Regions from separate parts of the Homo sapiens genome. Here all the other regions are linked to region 1. Evidence: chromatin loops called from intact Hi-C (ENCODE). Cell type or tissue: PC-3. All regions are shown on one strand.

What was found. A loop is a pair of places that touch in the nucleus more often than their neighbours do. Peaks named below come from ENCODE experiments on the same cell type or tissue, not always from the same donor. Only the 100,000 strongest peaks of a DNase experiment are listed, where the experiment ranks them.
Region 2: it touches region 1 in a loop (2.8-fold over the local background); 2 of 110 quality-filtered maps call a loop at or near these places.
Region 3: it touches region 1 in a loop (10-fold over the local background); 3 of 110 quality-filtered maps call a loop at or near these places.

The regions. Positions count from the first base shown.
Region 1 is chr10:61,268,528-61,273,527 of GRCh38, reverse strand. No RefSeq gene overlaps it. Among named protein-coding and RNA genes, the nearest start is that of TMEM26-AS1, 180 kb to the left of the region's middle. In PC-3, CTCF peaks have their summits at 963 and 1,985; a DNase peak (open chromatin) is centred at 1,897; H3K4me3 peaks cover 348 bases; H3K27ac peaks cover 347 bases.
Region 2 is chr10:61,188,295-61,193,294 of GRCh38, reverse strand. No RefSeq gene overlaps it. Among named protein-coding and RNA genes, the nearest start is that of LINC00845, 170 kb to the right of the region's middle. In PC-3, a CTCF peak has its summit at 2,516 (motif pointing right); a DNase peak (open chromatin) is centred at 2,524.
Region 3 is chr10:61,590,761-61,595,760 of GRCh38, reverse strand. No RefSeq gene overlaps it. Among named protein-coding and RNA genes, the nearest start is that of CABCOCO1, 70 kb to the left of the region's middle. In PC-3, CTCF peaks have their summits at 2,767 and 2,972 (motif pointing right); DNase peaks (open chromatin) are centred at 2,980 and 4,640.

The DNA.
Region 1 (5,000 bases):
TCATACACATTTCTGCCTAAGCTTGCAACCATCCACATCCGAGGAGTAGGAAATAGCATTTAAAGACTACAAGCTGCATGCCACATATGCTTATTATTAATAACTTGATCACTGTTTCTAGGCCTTTTCAGTGGGCAAAACTAGAAGCCAACTTTCATGTAATTTCCTTATTCCTCATTCCCTCATTTAAAACATAGTCATATTATCTGCATTGTCAGAGCATGTAGACATTACATACTAGACTGCCTCATTTATAGTGTATTTTTGGTCTTGATTGTACAAGTATATTGATATTTAATGTTCTTTACCCATGCTTTCAGTAAATTTGGTTGTCTGAAGCTCATATTTTAGTACAGGGATTTTTTAAAACTTTATAATAATCTTTCATGGAACAATACTTTAGTAAAATACAATGAAAACAAATTACTTGAGAAATGATTCATGTACTTGGATGTCATGGCAATGTCAAAGTGCCATAAAAGTTTTGAACACTTGCTCTTAAATCCATTCTTATTTCTTTGTGGTTTGGTAGACTCCTTAAGAAGAGCACATGAGAACAATGTTCTCTGTGTTTTTGCATGTTGACATCAATTGACCATAGGCTTTTTGTACTTAAAGGTCAGTTTGGCTGAACATAAGATTCTTGGCTGACATTTTCTTCTTGTGAGTATCTTAAATATATTACTATAATATTTTTGGCCCTAAAAGTATGTCTGTTAAAAATTCTGATGACAATCTAACTTTCTTTCTACTTATCTTTTTGGTGGGATAGCCTAAAGATATTTATTTTAAAGGATGGTGTTGGCCATTATGGGTCAAATTTCAAGTCCTCTTAATACATAATTTCTAATTGTTTTTATTTTAGGAAAGTTTTCAAATTATAATTTCTCTTCAGAGATTCCTTTTATATAACAGTAGTTACCAAATTTGTTGTATCATGGAAGCAGCAGTCTGGCAAAAACAATGGAGTGTTTCACAGAATAATATTTTTAGATGTATAAAGGAGAACATACAGCATTTCAAAGGAAACTAATTATATTGAAATACAGTTGTCAAAATAATTTAAAATTATGTTGCAGTTATTAACTCTTTATTAACTATTAAGTAATGAGATATAGTTCTTAATTAATGAGATCTAAATATAGTTAACAACTACAAATTGAAAAAAGTGATGAGCATAAATGGTATTTGGAGCTGTTTTTCCAAACTGTAATTTGGCATTTTGACTTTTGTGATCATTTTTGGTGATAAAATCGTAGATACTGTCAGTACTACTGTGGTTTGGTGCATATGTTGATAATTAAAGAAAAACGTTAAATTTCAGCCAGAGGTCAGTAAAAATATATACATAATATATTTCTTAACCAAGTTCATTGCACCACCTAAATTTTACCCATAAACCCTGACATCCATGGACCCTGGGTTAGGAACCCCTGTATTAGACATACGTTGAAATTTCTAAACCATCATTTTCTCTCAGGTGCTTTATTTTTTTAACGCTTTATTTACATCATTTTGATTAAAATTTTTTTTCTTCCTTTCTATGTTCTGTTTCTCTCATTGCACTATTCTGTTTATTTGCTTTTGTGTTCCTCTTGGCTCAACTTCTTTAGTGAAATGATTTTATTTATTTCTAGTTTTTTCTCAACTTATGTAACTCTAATTTTAAATCTTCCTTAATCATCTCATTTCTGAGTTATTCTATTTGTGATTTCTTGTCACAGCTTCTACCATTAGCTTGGTTTATTTTAGCTCATTTTGAAATACCGGGCTTCAGTCTTCATCTGTTTTTGAGGGCATGTCATTCTTTGTGCCTCCCAGGTCATAGGGAATTCATTCTGCTTCTCATTCTTCTGAGACTGCATACTTTTTGCTTTGCTCATGCTTAAGTAAATGAGTTTTTGTGTACTTTTAGGAGGGAGGAAAGGGCGAAGTAACTTTTCTAGACTCATGACTCTAGGACTCCCTCTTCTGTTTCTTACCTTAAAGTAACTTAAATATACATAGGCTTGCATTTTGTGGAATCTCTCTCTTCTATTCCCTAATCCCTTTTCATCTGGAGTTTTCTTTTTTTCTTTTTTATTTTTTTCCTGCTCTTTTTGTCCCTGTTCTTCTCAATGTGAAGCTCATGCTAACAATTTCTCCTGGAAGGGAAGGTTGGCTTGTTATCATCAATGGCTTAGAGGGCCCAGATTATTCCAGCACCATTAGATCCTATCAAACATGGTCCCCTTGCTCTCACCCATGATTCAGAGCCTGCAAGACTCTTACCCAGTTCAGTCGTTTTCCAGTGTATATCTATAAGAAATATGGAATATTCTGGTATCAGAATCCTCACAACCCACATTGTCTTTCTTTTACTTCCTTCTACAGAGATGCTGATACTGCTCATGTCTGATGGCTCTCAGGGCTTTTTTCTAATCCCTTATATTTTGGAGTCTTTGGAAATAGCTTAACATTTAGTTATATATAGAGATAGATAGATAGATAGCAGATATGAATAGATACTGTCTATGGATTTTTTTGAATTTTTTATCATAGTGGCTCTATTGGTTTTATATAGGGCAGTGATTCTCCACTGGGGATAACTTTGTCCCCCAAAGGAATTAACCAATATCAGTGGCAGTTTTGGCTTTCACACTGGAGGAGAGGTAATACTAGCATCTAGTGGACAAAGACCAGGGATGCTATTAAACATGCACAGGACAGTCCTTCACAACTAAAACTTATCCAGTCTAAATGTCAATAGTGGTGAGGTTGAGAAACCCTGGTCTATGGGAATTTGGGGGGATTCAAAAAGTAAGCCACAACTGATACCCTCCCAGCTGCCTCCCAACCTCCTCATCAGTTCTTCATTTAAAAAAATGTATTCACTTCTATCCGTTATTATTAATCCCCTTGTTCAGACCCATGTTTTTTTTGTTTGTTTTTTGTTTTTGTTTTTGTTTTTGTTTTTGTTTTGAGTTGGAGTTTCGCTCTTGTTGCCCAGGCTGGAGTGCAATGGCACCATCTTGGCTCACTGCAACCTCCGCCTCCCAGGTTCAAGCGATTATCCTGCCTCAGCCTCTGCAGTAGTTGGGATTACAGGCATGCACCACCATACCCAGCTAATTTTGTATTTTTAGTAGAGACAGGGTTTCTCCATGTTGGCCAGGTGGGTCTCGAACTCCCGACCTCAGGTGATTCACCCACCTCGGCCTCCCAAAGTGCTGGAATTACAGGCCTGAGCCACTGCGCCAGGGCAGGCCCATGATTTTTTTTCACCTGAGCTATTATGCTACTGTGGCCTGAAGACTGAAGCTGCTCTTGCACTCTTTCCTGTCCAAATCATCTTACCCATGATGCCAGAGTAATTCTCCCAAAGTGCAGCTCACATCATGCCAAACATCTGCTTAAAGAGATTCTGTAACTTGCTAGTACCTTGTAAATAAGGTTTAATCTCATTATCTGGAGATTCAAAATTTTCAGTGCTCTGTCCCAATTTATCTCCCTGAATTTACTCCCTCTATTCCTGATGCATATAACCTGCAATGCAGCCAAGTAGGAATTGCCACTGTTGGACAAAAATGTCTCTTTTTTCTCTATTCTTTGTTAGACAACTTTCTTACTTTGTAGTGCCTTACCATCCCTCCAGCCCCACCCCAAACCTCCCTTTACAAGAAACCTTCTCCCTGTTCCTCTTTTTCTCCCCTGCACACTCCAACCAATAATGCCTCTCCCTCTTGAGTATCTTAGCATTTTTGATACACTTGTCTTATAGCATTTAAATTATTTTTATATATAATATAAAAAATAATAAATATAAATTATATATTTTACATATACAAGTAGGATGTATATGTATCCTAGTATGTTATATTTTTGTGGTGAGAGAAGATTGTGTATTTTTTCCTTTTGGTATGGCATTTTCCACAGCACCTGACTGAAACTATCCCCACAGGACTAACAAGAATTACATGCCAGATTCTGGGCAGAAATATAGTTATAATTAAGCATTAATCTGGTTTGCACTTTGTCCCACTTCTTTGTGGCTAAAATTCAATCTGTAAAAATCACTACAGAACTGCCATCCCCCTTTGCTACCTTTGTCCAGTGTCAAGTCTCTTCCTTCCCTCCCCAGAGATAACCACCATCTTGAACTTACCATTTCCTTGCATGGAATGATTCTGACCATTTGCATCCCCGGTTTTCTTATAGATAGGACTCTGACATTGGAATCATAAGGCTTCTGTTTAATCATTGCTTTAGATGTTTTTCAGACTCAAATTCCAGCAACTCCCACAGACTCCCACAGATGAATGGGATCAGCATGAGAATACAGCTGATTCATCTCCCTGTTTCTTGACTTCACCCTGCACTCGTCAACCAATCAATGATCACTCTTCAACCCACTCCAAAACCCTTAAAAGCCCTAACACTAAATTCCTTAGAGAGATGGATTTGAGGTTCCCTGCCATCTCCTCATTTGGTGACCTTACAATGAAACCTCTTTCTCTGCTGCAACCCAGTGTCTCAGCATAGTGACTTGCTGTGTGCTTCTGGCAATGAACCTATTCTGTTTACATAACAAAGGTTTACCCTGAGTAGATGCTCAGTAATATTTGTTAAATAAATAAGTGCATAGAATTGAGACCTAAAAAGTTTAAGACCATCTACAATTCATCTCTCTCATTAATGATAGAAACTAGAAGACATTAAATCAAAACTATGGTAATTTGTTTTTGTATTAGGGTTCTACAGAGAGGCAGAACCTGTAGGATATATTATAAACATACAGAAAGAGATTTATTATGAGGGATTGCCTTATGTAATTATAGAGGCTGAGAAATCTCACAGTCTGCTGTCTGCACATTAGAGTAAAAGCTTGGAGGAAAACTGAGGGTATAGTTTCAATCAAAACCTGAAGCACTGAGAACCAGAGGAGCCGATGAAGTCCTGGTCCAAACCCAAAGGTTTGAGAACTTTGGGGGCTGATGATGTAAGTCCTGCTCTGAGTCTGA
Region 2 (5,000 bases), 80 kb after region 1:
TTGGAAGATTCAGAAGACAGGGAGATGTGGGAAAGTTTGGAACTTCCCTAGACACTTGTTGAATTGCTTTAACCAAAATGCTGATAGTAATATGAACAATGAAGTCCAGCCTGAGGTGATCTCAGATGAAGATGAGGAACTTGTTGGGAACTAGAGTAAAGGTCACTCTTGCTATGCTTTAGCAAGAGACTGTCAGCTGTTTGCCCCTACCCTAGAAATCTATGGAACTTTGAACTTGAGAGATGATTTAGGGTATCTGGCAGAAGAAATTTCTAAGAAGCAAAGCATTCAAGTGGTGACAGAAAATAAAAGTTTAGAAAATTTGCAGCCTGATGATGCAGTAGGAAAGAAAAGCCCATTTTCTGGGAAGAAATTCAAGTTGGCTGCAGAAATTTGCGTCAGTAATGAGGAGCCAAATGTTAATCACCAAGACAATGGGGAAAATGTCTCCAGGGCATGTCAGAGACCTTCACAGTAGCCCCTCCCATCACAGGCCTGGAAGACTAGGAGGGAAAAATAGTTTCCTGGGCCAGTTCTAGGGGCCCCCTGCTGTGTGCAGCCTCTGGAGTTGGTGCCCTGCACCCCAGCCACTCCAGCCATGGCTAAAAGGGGCCAAGGTACAGTTCTGGCCATTGCTTCCGAGGGTGCAAGCTCCAAGCCTTGGCAGCTTCCACATGGTGTTGGTTCTGTGAGTATGCAGAAGACAAGAACTGAGGTTCAGGAAACTTTGGCTGGATGTATGAAAATGCCTGGATGTTCAGACAGAAGTTTACTGCAGGGATGGAGCCCTTGTGGGAGAACCTCTGCTAGGGCAGAGCAGAAGGGAAATGTGGGGTTGAAGTCCCCGCACAGAGTCCCCACTGTTGCACTGACCAGTGGAGCAAAGAAAAGAGGGCTATAGTCCTCCATACCCCAGAATGGTAGATCCACCAACAGCTTGCACTATGCATGCACCTGGAAAAGCCATAGACACTCAACGCCAGCCCATGAAAGCAGCTAGGAGGGGAGCTGTACCCTGCAAAGCCACACAGGGGTGGAGATGCCCAAAGCCATGGGAGCCCACCTGTTGCATTAGCGTGACCTGGATGTGAGACATGGAGTCCAAGAAGATCATTTTGGAACTTTAAGGTTTAATGACTGCCCTATTGGATTTCAGACTTGCATGGGGCCTGTAGCCCCTTTGTTTCGGTCAGTTTCTGCCATTTGAAACAGGTGTGTTTTCCCAATGTCTGTACCCCTGTTGTATCTAGGAAGTAACTAACTAGCTGTTGATTTTATAGGCTCATAGGCAGAGGGGACTTACCTTGTCTCAGATGAGATTTTGGACTTGGTTTTTTGGGTTAATGCTGGAATGAGCTAAGACTTTGAGGGACTGTTGGAAAGGCATGATTGTGTTTGGAAATGAGAGGATATGAGATTTGGGAGGGGCCAGGAGCAGAAAGATACAGTTTGGCTGTGTCCCCACCAAAATCTCCTCTTGAATTGTAGCTCCCATAATCCCCACATATCTTGGGAGGGACCCAGTGGGTGGTAATTGAATCATGGAAGCAGTTACCCCCATGCTGTTCTCGTGATAGTGACTGTGTGTGTATGCCTGAATGACTTTCATATTCTTTTGTGCTCCTAGAACCTAATTTTTGGTTTTTGGAAAATTCAAAGAATGGAGAATCAAATCAAGAGATAGAAAACGTCATGCTATTCTGATATATAGAACTCAAACATTTTTGTTGAAAAATAAATATGACCACTTTCACCAAAGATTTGAAGAGTATTTCCTACTTATTGATACTTTATAAGGATGGTGATGATGACAATGCTAAAGGGTGTATTCTGAAGCAAAAGCAGTGTCAGCCCAACTTCATGTGCTCTAAAAAAAAAAATGAGACGAAAGGACCACAGGCAGGGGGAGGACTGTGACCCCTCCATCCCTTCCCCTGGAGTTCCATTAATATAGTGGCCTTGAATTCCATGAGGAAATGCACCCTCTTGAGGAGCAATGAGGAGAAAATTTGTAGTTGATGCCTAGGAGAGGAAATTTAAATCGGGAATACTAGTATCTGTGAACATGCACATTCAAGCAACTAAGCAATGACTAGCTGACAAGCACCAGTTATGTTTGAAGAATTATAGTTAAGGATCCTGATGAAATTGTTTTTACTCCTATTCCTGGGAAAATGGAATTAACTCCAATAAGAGTAAATCTGTAGATTTAGCCCATAGAAGACAGCTAGATTTCTTGCAGAAATCGGGGTTTTTCCTTCTGAACTTCTCCCAGAGCATTCTCTGTTTATGGGGAGTCTGGGTGAATATCTCAGCAGCGTGTTTACTGCTGTGTATCTTGTAGTCACATCCCCAAAGTACTTTTCCAGCTGTGGTTTCTACTGGTTGTAACAAACCTGTGATAAAAGCCAGATGTTTGATGAAGAGCCTGAGGCACAGATAAGTTAAGCCATTTTTCAGAGCTTACACAGCTGCTGAGTTTAGCGGTAGACCTGAAATTGGACCCAGTCCCTTCTCTACCAGCCTGGCCTCCAGATGGCAGCACAAGGTGAGTGTTCACAAATAAGAATAGTAAAGAATGACTGTTGGCCGGGCGTGCTGGCTCACGCCTGTAATCCCAGCACTTTGGGGGAGCTGAGGCGGGCGGATCACGAGGTCAGGAGATCGAGATCATCCTAGCTAACACGGTGAAACCCCGTCTCCACTAAAAAAAATACAAAAAATTAGCCAGGCGTGGTGGTGGATGCCTGTGGCCCCAGCTACTCAGGAGGCTGAGGCAGGAGAATGACGTGAACCCGGGAGGCAGAGCTTGCAGTGAGCGGAGATCGCGCCACTGCACTCCAGCCTGGGTGACAGAGCGAGATTCCATCTCAAAAAAAAAAAAAAAAAAAAAAAAAGAATCACTGTTTGGTCACCGATGTGGGCTATTTTATTTCCAGTGAAAATAGGGATGAGAGCAATCACAAAAGCATTGATAAGCATCTTCTTCTGAGGCTTTACCAATTATTCATGTTATTCATGACCAAGGTAGAGCAAAGCAAATAGCTTCATTGCTACCACTTATTATGTGCCTGCTGTATCCATTGAAATGTAATATACACCATACATGTATTTTTTTGCTCAGTTATTACTTAAATTTGTAAGGAAGATATTTATTCTCCCCATATTACAGATGAAGAAACTGAGACCCAGAAAAAAGAAATAACTTGCTTTCATGTAGATGTAACTATAATATGTCTGAGTCTGTATCATTTACGATTCTGCATTCATGCTGGACTGTATTCCCTATGCTTACCTCACTAGCGGAGTCATTAAGAACCTATAGCCCACAGGAGACCACAGCTGCTGTCAAGCAGGTGTGGCTATTAATTTGCAGCTTCCATTGTCCCTGAGCTATTTCCAGGAAAAAACCAGGAGGACACAGCTTTCACAGCACTTCTTTGCCTACAAACTGCTACAGGCTTTGGCATGATCAAAGCATGTGTCTTCACCAACCACGTAACCTGCCTGTGTGGTTCTACATCTGGACACAGCTGTGAAAAGTACAGCCTGCAGCTCGGATCCTTGGCCTCTGGTGGAGTGTCCTTCTCATTCCCGGTAGGTACAAGTGACTTCATGCAACATTTCACGTTATTTTATTTTGAGACAGAGTATCACTCTGTCTCCCAGGCTGGAGTAAAATGGTATGATCTCGGCTCACTGCAACCTCCGCCTCCCAGATTCAAGTGATTATCCTGCCTCAGCCTCCCCAGTAGCTGGGATTACAGGCAACTGCCACCATGCCTGGCTAATTTTTGTATTTTTAGTAGAGGCGGGGTTTCACCATGTTGTCTAGACTGGTCTCGAACTCCTGACCTCAAGTGATCCACCTGCTTCAGCCTCCCAAAGTGCCGGGATTACAGGTGTGAGCCACTGTGTCCGGCCTCATTTCACCTTCTTTAAACTTGTTTTCAAGGAAGGCATTACTCTCATTCTCATCAAAGTGTAAAATTTTCTGCAAGGAGTTAGAAGAGTTACTCTTTTCCTAAGAAAATGGATGTGAGGGGGAGACAAGCATGCTGTCACTTTACTGAACGATGGCAGTTCTAGGCATTGGGAGAAAAGCTGTTTTTTATATTTATCATTAACAACATTTCCTTGACTGCATATCTGCACATAGGTAATTTGAAATAACACCCAACAAGAAAAAAAAATTAAGAATTAACCAGACTAAAAACATGGACCCTAATCTGAACAAAATCCAGTGATTATATTTTATTGACTAATAAAAAATTTTTTAATGTTTAAGTTTTTTGTGGTCATTTTTTATCACTCATAAAGGTGGTCCCTAGGCAACCATGATTATGGCTTGCACTTGATTAAACATTGTGGTCACTTGATCCAAGCTGAGCCAATCAGGTTCCTCTTCCTGGTGAGCTGGAATCACAATTAAAATTCTATTCAAGTGCAGGCTTCTCTCTTGACCTCAGGAGTTGTGAGGAGGCTGTCTGCTGACATAGTGAGAAATCCAGTCTGCAGGGGGAGAAGGGATGGAGTGGAAAGCAGGAATGGGAAACTAAAAGTGTGTCTTCCTGAAGTTCTGGGGCCTTGCCTTTTCCTGGCTCCAAATCCTTTCTGAGTCCATGTTCCAGGGCTCTATGGGATGCCTCAATTTTTGTGTAAAGACGAACCAAAATATGGTGGAAGCACAGAGGGAGGCATCGTTTTCTTAAACTGAATTTGTTAGCCACATTATGTAGTTTCAAAGGACAAAAACTATGAGATAGTGGGAAAAACTGGTCAAAAAATGTTGATGCCATGAAATGTTGAATCCCAGTGCCATTATTTGGCCAATTTATTTCATCTTTCTGAAGTTCACTATCCCCATTTATAAATGAGGATTATGTTTTCAATCTCATAGGATTTTTGTAAAAATTAACTCACATATGTATAGTAGGTGGGTCTAGCTGTAATGATTAGACCTAACACCTGGAGAAAAGTTACAGGATGGGCAAAGGTCA
Region 3 (5,000 bases), 320 kb before region 1:
GTCCAGTTCCTTCAAATTTATTCCCCAAATGGTGATCACAGCTGAGAGTTTATCTGTAATATTTATGATGATGATGGTAGTAATGGGAAATATTTATGGAGCTTTTATTGCATGGCAGGCATTGGGGTTTCATTTAAGCCTCCCAGTAATCCTGTGCAGCAAATACTGTTATTACCTCCATTTTATGTTTGAGAAAAAGAAAATAGACTTGGAACAGTTCAATGACACACAACGTCACATCAAACAAATAAGTGGTTAAACTACATTTGTGTAGGGAAGGCTAGCATCGTGATGATTTTTTCCCTCGTATACTTCGTGGTTGCTTGTATGCTTTCATGGCTGATTCTGTTGCAATTTGGCATTTATATTATCAATTGGTGAGCTGGTCACTACTGAATCTTTTCTATTCCATAAATAATGATTTCATTTTGAAGAAATGAGATGGATAAAAGATAAGGGGAAAAAACCTGTCACTACAAGCATACAATCATAGACATTTTAGAATTAAAAGTTTCCTTAAGGATGATTAAGAAAACATTAAGGAATCTGAGGCACAGAAGCATTAACTGACTTGGTCAAGGTCAAACAGCTAGTTACATAATCGCATTTTCCTTTGTCAAAGAAGTTAAGTGTTTTAAGTAATTTATTTTAATGTTGAGAGATCTTTATAAATCCTCCTGCATTACTTAGATAAATAATTCTGCACTAAAATTGTTTTTCAGTAATTTTGTTTGGCTATTTGAGTGTGTGTTTTTCATAATCTCTAACGCTGAATTTCTCATCAATTCAGGCCTCCAGATTTTATTAGGTTTTGCGTGCTCAGGAAATAACACCATCAAAGCGGAGTTATCTCCACATACGCAGGACAATTATATTGATATATCATGCGCTGTATTTTAATTTCAAAATTATTGCCTCATTGTTTTTTCCTGGAGCCCAGTTTTATTTCTTTCTTCTTATCATTAAAGGTACAGCAACAACTAATTCACCCTTAAAAAGAAGAAGAGAAAAGAAAAGGTTTGCTTAAAAAAATGTAGCTAGAAAAATCTCCCACAGAGTGAATTCCCACAGTGTTACGGAGAATGTAAATTTAGCCCAGTGTGATTCAAACAATCAAGTTAGGAATTTTAATTTAATGGTTTGTTCCTTTGAATTGTTAGAAACTCACCTCATTGTGCAAGTTGTGTTTGAATTGGAGAAAATTGAACTAAAATGTGTTGAATTTGCCCCAATCAGGTTATTCTAGGAGGTCCAATTCACAGGACTAGAAAGAATGAATCAACATATCCAACAAAAGGAGGCTTGAATGATTTCACTTTAATAATAATGACTCTATTATCCCTCAATATTTTAGAATTTAAATATTTGGTTTCTGTGGAGACTATCTTGTCTTAGTAGTTTTAACAGGGTTGCGGAATTATCTCCTTTTCATTTCAACATAACCCAGAGTCCCAGGTTTTTGGTACGTTGGTCAGAAACCTCAGTGCCTCACAGTTTAGAGGGCTTGTGAATCAGTTTGGCGGCAAATAAAATGCTGGAGGAGATTGAAAAAAACGTTGGAAGAAACTGCAGATAAGAAAAAGGACCAAGTATTTTTTTGTGATATCTTAGGGAATAGTTTAACAGGGCTAATGGGTCTAGAGAATCATGGCTCATGTTTGGAATTATAATAGTAAAATTTGGTAAAATATAGCGCTTTTCTTAGAAAGTAAGAAAACATACAAAAAGCTCATCAAGAGGAAAGTAACTTGGTTATAAACCTTTTTACTTGTTTACCCATAGAGAAAGAAATGTTAATACAGTGAGCTCTTTGACAGTAAAATGGAGTTCTTACCACTTAGAGGCTTTAAAAGTTAGGTTGGGTAGGGACCTCATAGCCACATATATTATTCAATTTCACTTCAAATACATTGACACTAAGGCTCCAGGATAGTGTGTTATGCCAAGGATCACACTGGTACTGACTGAGTTAGAAAAGGTATTTCCTTTCCCTTCATACCATGATGTCTTCCTGCCTTCTCTCTGGAGTGCTTGTGACTGAAATAACTGTCATTGCTCCTGAGTCCCTTTCTTTGAATATAATGTTGGTGTTAGTTTATGGTGTGCATGTCTGTCCTTTCCAAGGGCCATGGTCATGTCACACATATAGTGGCATAATTATTCCAACCACAAATACTAACTGTATAGTGGCTCAGGATCTCTTCACTGCTTGGTGGTTCTGAAAGACCCAAACTCTTTTAAAACAGATCCAGCTCCTGCATTACGGTAACTGGGTTCCTTTTGCCATGTGAGATGACATATTCACAGGTTCCTGGGATTGAAACCTAGACATCTTTGGGGAGTCATGATTCTATGTACCACTCATAGTTCATCACTTTTTGTCATTTGATTGCTAACTCACCTTAACTACTTTCACACACGGATATCCATTGTGCACAATATCTTCCTTAACTCCCCAAATAGGAAAGCTAGATGTAGTTATCCCGTTGTCTGGAAGAGGCAATGGAGCTTCAGAAACATTACATTAGTTGTCCATGAGCATAGAAAGAGGCAGGGGAGCTGGGATTCAAACGCTGTGTGTCTGATTTGAAGTCTGGAGTTTTAACGCATTAACTTTAAGGTCCTCAGGCTTCATTCACAATAAGGCAGTGATTTTTCAAATTTACTTTAGCAGCAAAACCTTATGTTAAATGAAATCTTACACATGTAACCAATATGTCCCACTTCACCATGTAGGAGTTCAAACCCAGGTCATCTCTCTTTTCATATTCAAATTAAATGGTGCTAAGTTCCCTCGTGGTGTCATGAAAATGTTTCTCTTTTCTACTTGGACCCTTCCTTCCCATAACAAACCCAACAATGCTAAAAGTGTATATTCAGTCCATGACATGTAAGACACCACATGAAGAAAAAATCCAAAATAGCCTAATGCATTTACCAGGAGCCAAGACCTCTACTGCTGTCATTGCTGTTGCTGCCACATGGTGTCACTGGTGGAGACTGTAGTCCCTAAGCCATGGCAGTTGTGTGTCCATGGAATACCACAGCAGAGACCTACCTGCACACACTACCATTTTTTGGCTGGTGGTAGACTGTAGATGTGAGGGGTGAATGGAAACTTCTTTTGCTCTGTGTTAGGCAGAGCTATGGTCATCTGTGCTCCTGCTCATATGGCGCTACCATTTAGGTAATTGCCCTTTCATAACACAATCTACAGCCATTGGTCCAAAGCATTCTCACCCACAGTGTCTGGGAAGCTAGGGCATGAAGGTTTTCCTGTCTCAGAGATAGTTCATATCCCAAACCAGCCTCCCTTATACATCAACACCCTAACCCATGAGATTAGAGGAAATCCTCTTTTGGGCCCACAGTCTGTCCCAATTAATGCATCCAAATGAGTGACATTTCTTTAGACATGCTAGAACTAGATTAGGCTCCAAGGAATAGAAAAAAAATTAAATCACCAAATGAATAAGACACAGGTTGATTTCTTTCTCATATTGCATCTTGGTGCTCCACCGTGTGTTCCTTACTTTCCGAAGGTCAACTCACAGTTCCAGATGTTCACAAAATCTGAAAGCTATAGGCATCGCATCCAATATTTCAGCCAGAAGGAAGCAGGAAAGGGCAGGAGAGAGAATGACACTTCCTTTAAGGATACTTTACATCCTACTTTCTATAACTTAGATGGTCAGATGACCACTCTTACCTGCAAGGAAGCATGGGCAATGTGAATTTTATTCTGAGTGCCCACATGTCCTGCTAAAATTGGAGGATGCTGTTCTTAAGGAAAAAAAATCACAACCAGCAGTATCCATTTTAAGAGGGAGCATCCTTCCTTATTACATAGTCACCCCAGTTGATAAAACAGTTGGGAGCAGATTGCTCTGGTTGAAGCAACAGTAGTTTCTGGAGTCCTGCCCACTCAGCCTTCTATACCTGTGCTCTGGTCCTTGAGACGGTGATAAGAAAAATGGGACTACAGAGCTCAGCTGGAAAACCATTGTACAGAGATGACAGCTTGCAGCTCAAAGGGTTACCTGCTTCCTGCTTTTGACAAACACATTTACTTATTTTTCATGATAAATTTAAAACTTATGGAAAAATTAAGGAATAGTATAGCAATAATAATATGCCTGCTACCCAGATTCACCCTCATCACATAAGGTACCAGTGTTGTTTAAAAAATATAAGGCATTTTGGATTCTTCTAGAATTCCTTTGAACCACCACACAGCCTCATTGTACACTTTCTTCATGTCTATGGCCAACACTGCTCTCCCCAGCTTGTATCATAATACTGGGAGGTATCCTTCTAGCTCATTATTTTTCCCAATTAGCTAGAGTCCATATTTATTTTTATTTCCTTTGTTCTTACCTAATGTCCTTTTTCAGTACCAGGATTCCATACAGGGATGTCACATGATATTTAGGAGTTTACTAGTCATGTCTCCTTTGGGTCCTCTTGTGGTGACAGATTCTCATACTTTACTCGTTTTTGATGGCTTTCATAATTCTGGTTAGGTATTTTATAGGACGCCTCTCTACTTGGATTTATCTGCTGTTTTTGTCACGACTAGGGTTATGGAAAGGTTTGGTGGAGGAAGACCACAGAGGTAAAATGCCATTTTTATTATGTCATACCAAGGGTACATTTTATCGACATGATTTATGACTGTTGATACTCACCTTAATCACCTGGCTGAGGTAGTATTTGCCAGATTTCTCCATTGTAAAGTTACTCTTTTATCCTCCTTTTTCCATGCTGTACTCTTTGGAAGGAAATCAGTAAGCCCAGCTCACACTGAAGCAGTAGGGAATGAAGCTCCCCTGCCCCAACTTGAGGAAGGAATATCTTCTACATCTAGGATATAGCATTTGGAATGCTTCTGTGTGAGGGATTTATTGCTTCTCTCCCATTTATTTATCCAACCATTTATTTATGTCAGTATGGATTCTCGGTTATTTATTTTATACTTTGGGTCCAATTCTACTTTATTT